3 separate regions of the Homo sapiens genome follow, and regions 1 and 2 are each linked to region 3. A link is a contact called in ENCODE Hi-C or POLR2A ChIA-PET data. All regions are on one chromosome and are shown on one strand. The core of a region is the stretch at or near the end of the contact, and the rest is flanking DNA. Distances in the headings are between cores, read along the strand shown. Region 1 holds the start of SLC35A2 (solute carrier family 35 member A2). Region 2 has its middle 25 kb from the start of GLOD5. Region 3 holds the start of PCSK1N (proprotein convertase subtilisin/kexin type 1 inhibitor).

Evidence for each region. A loop is a pair of places that touch in the nucleus more often than their neighbours do. ChIA-PET counts read pairs that join two places held with the same protein, here RNA polymerase II (POLR2A). Pooled maps may share reads with other maps.
Region 1: a loop to region 3 is called in a pooled map, with 2.3 times the contacts of the local background. The contact joins the promoter of SLC35A2 here to the promoter of PCSK1N in region 3. A Hi-C loop is called at or near these places in 2 of 50 pooled maps. POLR2A ChIA-PET finds 5 or more read pairs at or near these places in 5 of 52 experiments (A549, OCI-LY7, Panc1 and 2 more).
Region 2: a pooled map shows a loop between it and region 3 (4-fold over the local background). The contact joins the enhancer-like site here to the promoter of PCSK1N in region 3. A Hi-C loop is called at or near these places in 2 of 50 pooled maps. POLR2A ChIA-PET finds 5 or more read pairs at or near these places in 4 of 52 experiments (A549, B cell, HEK293T and 1 more).

Annotation. Positions count from the first base shown.
Region 1 is chrX:48,910,396-48,914,411 of GRCh38, forward strand. It overlaps SLC35A2 (solute carrier family 35 member A2), which reads right to left and starts at 1,251. Exons shown (of 5, transcript NM_005660.3): 1 at 1,151-1,251. The coding sequence starts at 1,241. It overlaps PIM2 (Pim-2 proto-oncogene, serine/threonine kinase), which reads right to left. Exons shown (of 6, transcript NM_006875.4): 5 at 4,000-4,016; 6 at 2,787-3,899. The coding sequence ends at 3,736. RefSeq lists a silencer at 445-494 and enhancers at 855-904, 2,145-2,194, 3,885-3,934.
Region 2 is chrX:48,735,088-48,739,136 of GRCh38, forward strand. No RefSeq gene overlaps it. Among named protein-coding and RNA genes, the nearest start is that of GLOD5, 25 kb to the right of the region's middle. RefSeq lists enhancers at 2,015-2,144, 2,335-2,594, 2,645-2,694. Within about 2 kb of position 2,529, at least 26 of the 41 ENCODE cell types and tissues checked have a DNase peak (open chromatin) inside an H3K27ac peak, as active enhancers do.
Region 3 is chrX:48,834,195-48,837,884 of GRCh38, forward strand. It overlaps PCSK1N (proprotein convertase subtilisin/kexin type 1 inhibitor), which reads right to left and starts at 1,416. Exons shown (of 3, transcript NM_013271.5): 1 at 1,225-1,416. The coding sequence starts at 1,338.

The DNA.
Region 1 (4,016 bases), core at 1-2,500, 76 kb after region 3:
GATTTCTATGGATTACCTCAATAGACTCATATCACTGTCATCTCCAAAAGAACTGCGAGGATTCCCATTTATGGATTAGCAAACTGAGAATTTATATGAAATGATGCTCCTGTTTAATGAGGGACTGTCTCATGTAAAGAATAACACATCAATGCAGGGAATGAGGCCACTGTATGAGGTATGTTCACCCCCTAAGAACGGTCTTTCTCCTATCTAAGAAATGATTCGATTCCCTCACACTGAGAATGGCCTACATCCCATATGGAATGATCCTCCTCATACCCAGAATGGTCTCTCCAACCCCTCACTCCTGTGACAACTGGTTCCTCTCGAACCAGAATAGTCTACTAAATACAAGAAATGATTCCCACATGCTCCCAGGGACTGAATCCTGTATCAGGAATGGTTATCCCACCAAGAAAGGTCTGGCTCCCTCAACCAGATGAGGAAATACTTCCCTGCACTCCACATGGTCTGCCCTCCCACCACCGCACACGGACCCTCTAGCTAATGAATTTTTCCTTGCTCTACCCACACTCACAATGAGCTCTCTCTGCTATAAGGAAGGACCCGGCACTCTCAGAACGTTCTTTCTCCACCATATAACGATGAGCCCTCCCACCCGAATGTACAATGAACTCTACCTCCATTAGGAGGGAGCCCCCAGAACGGTCTCCTCCGCACATAATGAAAGACACCCCCATCCTCAAAATGGACCCTCTCTAGTCACATAAAGAAGGACTCGCCCCACCCTAACTCACAATAGTCTCTGTCCCTTTATAAGGAAGGAACCACCACCCTCAGAATAGTCTCCCCCTTCTTCAGTGAGGAACTCCCACACCCGCAGAATGGTCTCTTCCACACGGAAGGACTCCACATATTCAGAATGGTTTCGGTGGCCTTAGCCTTCCCAAAAAGAATTACCCACCACACTCACAATGGTCTCTACTCTCCATATGCGGAAGGATCCCACAATCACTCTCAGAATGTTCTCTTCCCCGCCCCCAACACACTGACAATGTGCACACACACACACACACACACGTCGGTCCACACGGGATGCTCCCTCTCACTTTAGTGAGGAACATTCCCGACTCCCAGCGATCCCGACCTCCGCCTCCCATGCGACTGCTCGGGCAGACTGTCTCACCCGCACTGGCGGTCCCCGGCTCCAATGCACCCGCGGAAACCGCCCCTGGCCCGGGCGCCGCGGTGGAACCACCAGCCCCAACCGCTGCCATGTTGGCATCTGCCCGGCCCGTCCCCTCGGCAACAGAAAAACCACTTCCGCGTTCGTCACTTCCGCTGCCGGGCCACCTGAGTGAAGGTGGAGCGAGAGCCGGGATCGTCAGGGTGGTGGCTTTTCTCCTCCGCTCCTAAAAGCTCAATGTATGAATAGCCCCGGGATTTCCAAATTCCGTCGGATCGGGAGGCCGGGGACACGGCCCGATCGGCCTACCCACCATCCCTACAGAGCTTCATCGGCCCATTCCTGTCACTAGACCCGCCTTATCCTGCCGTTCGTCCGCTTCACTGATCGCGCTTTCCAGATCATCCCCCGATCTTGTCTCCTAGACTCATTGGTTCAGCCACCCCTTTCATCTCGGCTCTTTATTGGCAGCTTCTCCATAAGGCGCCGCCCTTTCCGTATCAGAAACTACCAGGTGCTTCATGGTTGGACTGAAATTCCGCTTTCCCGTCTTCCAGAGAGGCCTCGCCCCCTGGAGAGCACACGGGAATCTGGGGACGAAGAAACTTTGACCTGGCGGGGTCGGGGTGAGGGCGTACTGGCATCAGGTGCGAGTCAGGAATGTTAAGCTAGCAGATAAAAGCAGAGCAGGTGAGGATAAACAAGTGAAAATGCAAAGGAAAGTTGACGCACATAAGGGAAGACAAGTGAGTCACCACTGAGGATGGCAAAGGGGACAGGCGAAAGGCTCACAGGTTAGCTAGCATTTGGAAGCAGGGCAAGAGTCCGGGCCAGAGGCGGTGGCTCACGCCTGTAATCCCAGCACTTTGGGAGGCTGAGCCGGGCGATCACCTGAGCTCAGGAGTTCCAGCCTGGGCAAAACGACAAAACCCCGTCTCAAATAAAAAAAAAAAATTACCCGGGCTTAGTGGTATGCACCTGTACCCAGCTACTCTGGAGGCTGAGGCAGGAGAACCGCTGGAACCCGGAAGGCGGAGTTTATACTGAACCGAGACAAATAAGCAGGGCAAGAGAGGGAACAACTCAGGTCGGAACAAGTGAAACCAACATGGAATAGGGTAGGCCAGGTAAGTCAAGTGTTGAAGGAGAAATTAGAGGGATGGGTATGTAAGGGTAAAGATGGGGGAAGAGGCTAAAGATAAAGAGCAAAACAGGTGACTACACCCTGGACAGATTCCAGTCAGCGCCCAACCCCAGCCCCGCCCTGGCCAGTACCCTGACAGGGCTTTTCTTCTGCAACAGGGGAAAGGGCTTCTTCATTCCCCTGGGGTGCCAGGGAAGGTAGTTTTTCTGCTTCTGAGATAGCCATCTTGATTGGGGATGTGCCCTAAACACCTTCAATATGCACAGTATCTCCAACAGAGAACCCTTCTGCACATACTGGGCACTGCATAAGATCAGGGGCAGGGGAATCAAGATTTTTTTGTGTGTGTGTGGTGCAGCTTCAAGAATCCTTAAAGCTCTTTAGGATGGCAACATAAGACTGTGGCTTCCTGAGGACAAAGCAGAGGGACAGTCTGTCTCAGTGCACAGTAGATGCTCCATAAAAGCCTCACACCTACAAATGGCCAGCCGCTTCTGATTCTATTACTTTTATTAAATAGTGGGTTTCCACACATGGCTTTTTAAATAATCCAGGCAGGAGAAGAGAGGAGGGCACACTTGGAACTCCCCTCCCCACAATACGTGATTATTTACATTTTAGTAATTGGACAATCCCGGCTCAGGAGGAGGTTGCAAGAATCTGCAAAAGTTGGAGGGAGCGCCCCAGGAGAACAAACAGCAAGCCTTATTTCCCCTAGCCCATCCCCCAAAAAACCATCCATCCCATCCTAGTGTCTGGTGGTGTCCGGTGGTGTCCATCTTCCATTCCTTCCCAAATTATGGAAGTAAGGTTCTTCTCACCAGAATAAGAGCACTTGGGATAACAGAGTAGGGTCCCCTCACCCAAAAAAAAAAAAAAAAAAAAGAAGCCTTGGGGTAACAACAGGGCATTACCTCCCCCAGAATAAAGAATCCTGGGCTGAGGCAGGTAAGCAGCTTGACCCAATATGGGACCCTAGGCTAGGGGAAAGGGTCCCTTTACTAAAATAAAAGCTACTGGGGTATTGGAAGGAAAGCACCCTTGCCCAAGTAAGAGCATATGAACTAAGTTTGTGTGGTGGTAGTAGGAGGTGCCAATGTGGGGTGACACATCATCAGAATAAGAGTCCCGGGGCTCAGAATGGGAACAACTTCACCAAAATAAACTTCCTTAGCAAAATGAGAAGCAAGAAGTTCCCCCTCCAGAATCAGGGACCACAGGTTCTGGGAGGAAGGCTCCTTTGTAGGATTGGGAAGGGAACTGGGCAGACTTGGTTTATGTCTTCTAACCCCTGATCCTCAATCCCTTACCTTAGTAATACTGGACTTTAATGACTGGTAATGACCTGTAAAACCAAGTCAACAAATGTCCATCTATCCCTGTGACATGGCCATGGGATGGCTCTTCTGACCATTGGGGGCCAGGCCAGGCCAGGCCAGGCTTAGGGTAGCAAGGACCAGGCCAAAGGGGCAGGGCCTCCTTTGGAGGGGTTGAGGGGTACATCCTCGGCTGGTGTTTGCATCCAGGGGTCCAGCAGGATCTCTTCCAGTGAGGGTCGGGAAGAAGGTTTGGGGGCCAGGCACCGGCGGATTAGGGCACAGCAGTCTGTAGGCCAAGAAGCAGAGAGGGAAGATTAGCAGTCAGTAGGGGGTACTGGTCCCTGAGAAGGATGGAGTCTTCTGGGCTGGGGTCAGTGAGGCCTCACCTGGGGAGACATGGGCT
Region 2 (4,049 bases), core at 1,279-3,778, 98 kb before region 3:
CATGGTGAGACGTGGTCTTTACAAAAAATAAAAAAATTAGTGGAGTGTGGTGGCACATGCCTGTGGTCTCAGCTACTCAAGATCAGGAGGCTGAGGTGGGAGGACTGCTTGAGCCCAGGAGGTCGAGGCTGCAGTGAGCCATGTGCATGCCACTGTACTCAGCCTGGGCAACATAGTGAGACCCTGTCTCAAAACAAAACAAAACAAAACTTAGATACATCTTGCCAACAAGCACAGAAAACAATGTTAAGCCCTTCTAGCAGTCACAGAAATGCCAATAAAAGAAAAATGAAAATCAATTTTAAGAAAAAAAAAAAAAGGCTGAGTGTGGTGGCTCACATCTGTAATCCCAACACTTTGAGAGGCTGAGTCAGGAGTATCATTTGAGCCCAGGAGTTTGAGACCAGCCTAGGAAACAGAGGGAGACCCTGTCTCCACACGCAAAAAAAATTATTTTGGGACAGGGTCTTGCTCTGTTGCCCAGGCTGGAGTGCTGTGGTGAGATCACAGTTCACTGCAGCCTTGACCTCCTGAGTAGCTGGGGACAACAGACACGTGTCACCATACCCGGCTAATTTTTTTTTTTTTGTAGAGATAGGGTTTCACCATGTTGGCCAGGCTGGTCTCGAACTCCTGGGCTCAAGGGATCCACCCACTTTGGCCTCCCAAAGTGCTGGGATTACAGGTGTGAGCCACCGTGCCCAGCCTACAAGAAAAAAAAAAAATAGCCGGGCCAAGTGTGGTGGTACGCACCTGTGGTCCCAGCTACTCAGGAGGCTAAGGTGGGAGGATTGTTTGAGCCAGAGGTCGAGGCTGAAGTGAGCCATGATTGCACCACTGCACTCCAGCCTGGGCAACAGAGAGAGACCCTGCCCCTAAAAACATACAAAAAGGCCTGGGCAACATAGTAAAATCCCACCTCCACAAAAAATAAAGAAAGTTAGCCGGGTGTGGTGGCACGTGTCTGTAGTCCCAGCTACTCAGGAGGCTGAGGTGAGAGAATCACCTGAGATTGGCAAGTTGAGGCTGCAGTGAGCCGAGATCACACCACTGCACTCCAGCCTGGGTGACAGAGCAAGATCCTGTCTCAAAAATAAATAAATAAAAGTAAAGACACACAAAAAAAGAAAAGAAAAAAAAACTCTGCACATCCGGGGACAAAGATCCATAAACAGCTTAGAAACCTTGGGACATTCTGGACCAACGTAAACAGAAAAACAGAAAAGAAAAACAAAAAAAAACAAAAAAAAAAGAAAGAAAAAAGAAACCAACCCTGGGACAGAGACCCACAAAGATCTCAAACACCTAAACCTCTGAGACACAGATTTTCAAACAGCAAAGAGACTTCACAGTCTTTTTATAAGTCATACCCTGAACTGAGATTCCAAAACAAATCAGACTTCACATCCTGCACACAGTCCTCCAAACTGCAGAGTGTAATAACTACCCTATGATGAGCTGACTTGACTTGAGAATCACTTTCTTCCTACTACCTACCTACCTCACCAGCCAAACACCTCCCCTGTCTGATGTTTAAAATCCCATCATTTAAAAGCGTACTCTTTTAAGTCTTGCCCCCACCTTCCAAAATTCTCCTTGTAGTTGCCACAAGCTCTTCAGCATCCCAGAGCGTGAAACCATGCATCTCTCTTTTAATCACTTATAGCCCACCCCATCACACTCCTAGTCAGGCCTGGTCCTGAGGGAAGCCTCCAAATCACCCTCTTCTGGGAGATGGGGGCTGGCCTGGAGGAGGATCATGAGATCACCTTGAATCTTATCTGCTGGACTCAGACCTACAGGTAGCCTGAAAGACAAATGCCAGGGACCCTGAAGAATTTTTCTTAGTGCTGTTGTGAACGGTGAGTGGGTCCTGAAATCAATATAATGGGATGCAATAGGCATTGCTTAAAAAAAGAAAGAATAGGTAAAAGAAAATGGAAAAGATTACCCGACACACTCTGTGCCAGCCCTTGAGTACAAGCCAATAATGCCAGCTTCTTTTACAGGTGCACAAGTTGAACTTCCCAGACGGGATTCGAACCTACGATCTCCAGTAGCCAAAGCCCTGCCTCGGCAACCCTGAACGCCAACCCAGGAGCCAAAGCGCTTGCGCCGAAACAGCAGCCAATAGGAACGCGGAGCCGAAGGACCCGGCCTGTAGCCTCTTAGTGATTCCGGAAAACCTCGGTACCCTGGAAGAGCTTAGGTAGGCAGTCTCGCGGTGACCAATCAGAGCTCAGGGCAAGACTTTGTCCCGCCCTACGCAACTCGTCCAGGAAGCAATCGCCGCTCCGCGGCCTTCCTCCTCACCCCACCCCCGGAGTTGATTCGCATCTGTATAGCCAACCCGGCGGGAACGGATATATTAATAAAAGCTTGGTGGCGGCGGCTTCCAGACAGGTGGACGCTTTAGGCCGAAGATCGGGTCCGCCCGGCGCGGGGGTCGGTCCAGGCAGAGCCATTCTCTCCTCGGTCTAGGGTGGAGGCCGATCCACTCGCGGGATGAGGAGACCTTTCGTGTCTCCACTAGTACAATGGTATCTTCCGAAATACACGACCCCTCCCCTGTGGTACCTCCCATGACCGTAGTGGTATGGTCCTGGAGCTGCACAGTCTAGTCGTTAACCCTTCATTCCCACCGCTCACGCTCCCCTTGTGTGTGCGACAAGGACTCTTTCATGTCAGTGTCAAGTGAATCAATCTTCAGTTCACCGCAAAAGAACTAAATGGACTCTTTCATGCCTTCCTCCTGCCCACGTTCCAGCCCTGTCTCCCCCAACCGACGTCCCCCAGAGCACTGTCCCTGCCCCATACCCTGATGATTCGTTTGAGAGCAAAGGCCCAAGCGTCCAAACCCTTGCTGCAGAGCCACCGCCCATTAATGGGCATTCATTCCCGAGGCCACTGATGGAAGTCTGCCTTTGTGTGGCAGCATTTATCAAAATAAAAAGCAGACACCCCTCCTTACTGGAATGTCACCACCACGAAGGTAGGGAGGGATATGTGTATTTCTAGACCCCCCAAAGTCTCTGCCTGAAACTGCCCTGCACACAGTAGGTGCTCAAAAGGGGATTTGTTGAATAAATGACTCCTTTGGCGTGGCAGTTTCACTTTTAAGTATGTGTTCTAAGGAAATAATCATACATACGTGCACAGTCCTGTGTGCACAAGAATGGAAGGAGCAAACAACTAAGGGAGAAAACGGCAAATGCTTAAAGGCGATTATACCATAGAGTACCAGCTGGCTGTGAAACAGAATGAGACCTCATTACTGGAAACACCCAGATAGCTCAGGGAGTTCACATCATTGCACACAGAGCACAAAAGAGCTCAGAGATCTCACACCGTGGGATACAGAGTCCAAAACAGTTCAGGGAACTCACACTGAACACAGACCACAAAACAAAATTAGAGAACTCAATAATGGAACATATCTTAATAGATTCCCAGTCATTTCATAGGTCTCATCCTCGTCACAAAATCCTACAAACATTTCAGAGACCTCACCCTGGGACACAAAGGCCGAAACACCTCAGGGACGTTGCACGCTGGGAAAACAAATCCCAAACACCTTACATACCTCATATCCTGGACGCAGACTCCAAAACAGCTCGGAGACCTCACCACCTGGGATATAGATTAAATCTGGACAGAGACCACATACTCTTTTTGCAGGGTCTCACTCTGTCACCCAGGCTGGGGTGCAGTGGCGTGATCACAGCTCACCGCAACCTCCGCCTCCCCAGCTCAAGCAATCCTCCCACCTCAACCTCCCCAGTAGCTGGGACTACTGAAGCAGGCCACCACACCCGACTAATTTTTGTATTTTTTTCTAGAGACGGGGTTTCACCATGTTGCCCAGGCTGGTCTCGAATCCTAGGCTCAAGCAATCCACTGGCCTGGGCCTTCCAATGTACTGGGATTACAGGCGTGAGCCACCATGCCCACCATGAGACCACATAACTCCACGTAGACCACAAAACAATTCAGAGGCCTGGACACAAACAAAATGAAGGTGACCCACCTGTACTGCCTGGAGAGACCAC
Region 3 (3,690 bases), core at 166-2,665:
GGCTCTATTTATTAAGCTGAGTGACTGCTACACGAGAGAGTTATTTTGTCATCATTCTTTACATTGTACATATATATTAAACACATTGTTACACGGATATAAGGTAACAGTTTTTTTTAATTCCCATCTTTGATGCAGACAGTATTGAAGAGCTAGAGGAGGATGCCTCTCCAAGTGCCCTTGCTGGCGCCCACCACTCCTCAGTCACCCCGGGGTATCACACTCACCAGCAATCACAGCCTCACACACACTCATGAGGACTGACAGGCCTGGAGATGTCACATATACAGCCCAACACTGCCACAGCCACATGCAAGGACCTGCACACGTTCACATCCGCAGCTGCTCCTGCAGTTACAATCGCCAAGCCACCCAGGTGCAAGGACATGCACCATCCTTAAAGACACAATGCAGCAGAGAGACATCATGGCTCCTCTCCTCAGGATGACACAGCTCCACAAAGAAACGGAGAGAAACAGTCTCAGGAACACGCAAACGAAATCCCAGGCACTTGGTCCAACAGAACCACTATGGAATGTGCACACGGAGATGCGAAGACCATTCCCTCTCAAACACAAACGAAATCACACACACACACACACACACACACACACACACACACACACAGAGAGAGAGAGACAGAGAGAGAGAGAGAGAGACACGCCCATAGGCCAAGCCAACACACATAATAAGGATTCACAAATATCCACACGGTGTCACTGAGAAAACAATCGGACGCACAAAAGAATCGCGCACAGAAGTATCCCGGTATCACACACACTACACACCCAGACGCACCACGGCACCTTTCTAGGACACTTGGAAGCGCTCAAACCAAAGAACACACACTTTCAAGGACACGACACCTCCACACCGCTCTCCTCACATCACACGCACACACACTGATGCGCGCGCGCCCTTTCTTAAAGCGCCTTAGTGCCGTGGACAGCGTCACAGGCACCGGGCACGGAGAGGTGGGCAGGGCACGGTTACCGGCGGCGCCCCGGACAACGCCACCCGCACAGGCAGAGACCAAGTCAGGTCTCAGGTGTGCCGGCGTGGCCTGGGCGCGGACCGGCGGCCGGAGCCCGGGCCACCCTCGTCGATCTCTCCGCACGTCCCGGGAGCCGGCTCGGGCGGGGGTGAGGCGGCGCAGCCCCAACCCCAACCCTCGCCGGTGGCATCCTCCCCCAACCCCCACCCCTCGCCGGACTGGGGTCGCACCTTTACCGGCCGCGCGCAGAGCGCGGGGGGCGGCCGAAACAGGCCGAGCAGCAGCAGCACCAAAAGGCCGACGCCCCCGGCCCGCGGCCCCCAGAGCAGCGGCGACCCCGCCATGCTGCCCCAGCGAGCCGGGCTCCGGACGGGCGGACTGGCTGGCAAGTGCGCAGTGCCGGGGCGAGCTGGCGAGGCTGCGGCGCTCTGCGGCTGCGCACGCCCGGAACCAGGCCCCCCCCCCCCCGCCCCCACCCCACCCACCCGACCGACGCAGGCGCAGCCTGGGGAGCTGGCAGCCCCACCAGACCTCCCGTCGCCATGGAGATGCCCAAAGGGCAAGGTGGAGAGCTGGCGGTTGCCATGGCAGTCGGAGGGCAGTTGCTGGGGCAACCGACCTTACTGTTACCTTAGTAGACAGGAAAACAGGCAAGAAAAATTGACTCAGTGGAGTGGAATGGGGGTCTGGTCCTCATCTCTCTTCCTGGGGGAGGAGATGGACTTTAGTTTGTTCATTAGATAAATAGTTAATGGATCACCCGCAGTGGGCCCGGCCCGCGCCAGGGAGATGGGTTCAATCTAGGTGATGTGACCATGGACAGCTCAGTTGGCCATTCTAAGGCTCAGGCTCTCAGCGGCGTAAAGGGGTTACTACTGACAGCCTCCCTCAAAGTGACCTTGGAGGTTTAGAATGACATTCAGTAGGAGCTCCATAAATGCTCCTTTCCATCCTCTCCTTGTCTCTTTGTGTTTTTTTTTTTCTGACAGTGTCTCGCTGTGTCCTCCAGGCTGGAGGACAGTGGCCGGATCTCAGCTCACTGCAATCTCCACCTCCAGGGTTCAACCAATTCTCATGCCTCAGCCTGCCAAGTAGCTGGGACTACAGGTGCCCACCACCACGCCTGGCTAATTTTTGTATTTTTGTAGAGATGGGGTTTCGTCATGTTGCCAGGTTGGTCTCCAACTTCTGAGCTCAAGCAATCGGCCCTCCTCGGCCTCCCAAAGTGCTGGGATTACAGGCGTTGAGCCACCATGCCTGGCCCCAGCCCAATACTTTCATCTCTCCATGGCTCTCTGTGTTTATCTTTCTGCCCTTATGTGCCCACAGCTCTCTCTGTGTCTTCCTCTCCCCATATGTCTCTCCTTGTCTATGACTTTCTCTCCTTTCATCTCTCCAACCGCTGTCTTGTCTCTGTCTTTATTTTACTGTCTATATCTACTTGTTTTCCATAGATAGATATATACATAGATACATATATGCATAGACTTTACCCATATATTGTTCCAGAAATAAGTTCAAGCCACTAAAATGACATATCAAAGGAAACAAGATCTTGAAAAAATGTATGTGTATCCATAGGGGGAAAAATGTTGGGGAGGAAATGTCATCAATGGTTATCTCTGGGGAGGTAACTAATGGTTTGTTACTTTCTCCTTTATACTTTTCTGTTGTCTGAAAAAAAAAAATTACAATAGGCCAGGCGCGGTGGCTCATGCTCGTAATCCCAGCACTTTGGGAGGCCGAAGTGGGTGTATCACCTGAGGTCAGGAGTTTGAGACCAGCCTGGCCAACATGGTGAAACCCCATCTCTACTGAAAATACAAAAATTAGCCAGGCATGGTGACACGCGCCTGTAATCTCAGCTACTCAGGAGGCTGAGGAGGAGGAGAACTGCTTGAACCTGAGAGGCAGAGGTTGCAGTGAGCTGAGATGGTGCCACTGCATTCCAGCCTGGGCGACAGAGCAAGACTCCGTCTCAAAAACAAAAAAAGATCATCTGAATAAATGAAGACACAATACATGTTCCTGGATGAGGCAATTTCATTTTATAAAGATGTCAAGTCTATCCAAACTAATATATAATTTCTATGTAATTTCAATTTAAACCCCAGCTGAATATTTTAAAGAAAATCAATTAAATGTACTTTTTATTTTGTTTTATTTTTAATCCTACTCCTTCTGTAATAAAATGTGTAATAAAATTTGTTTTGGTTTGTTTATTTGTGTTTTGAGACAGGGTCTCACTCTGTCACCCAGGCTGGAATGCAGTGGTGAAATCACGGCTCACTGCAACCTCCACTTCCCAGGCTCAAGCAATCCTCCCACCTCAGCCTTCCGACTTGCTGGGACTACAGGTGTTCCCCACCATGCCCAGCTAATTTTTGCATTTTTCTGTAGAGATGGGTTTCACCATGTTGCCCAGGCTGCTCTTGAACTCCTGGGTTCAAGTGATCCACCCACCTTGGCCTCCCAAAGTGCTGGGATTACAGGCATGAGCCACCACACCTGGCCATATTTTTAAATGTATATAAGAGTCCATGCAAAAATTTGTACACAAATGTTCAAAGCAGCATTATTTATAATAGCAAAAAGTGGAAACAACCCAAATGTTCATCAATAGATGAACAGATAAGTAAAATGAGGTTTCTCCATATCATTGAATATTATTCAGCCATAAAAAGGAATGAAGTGAG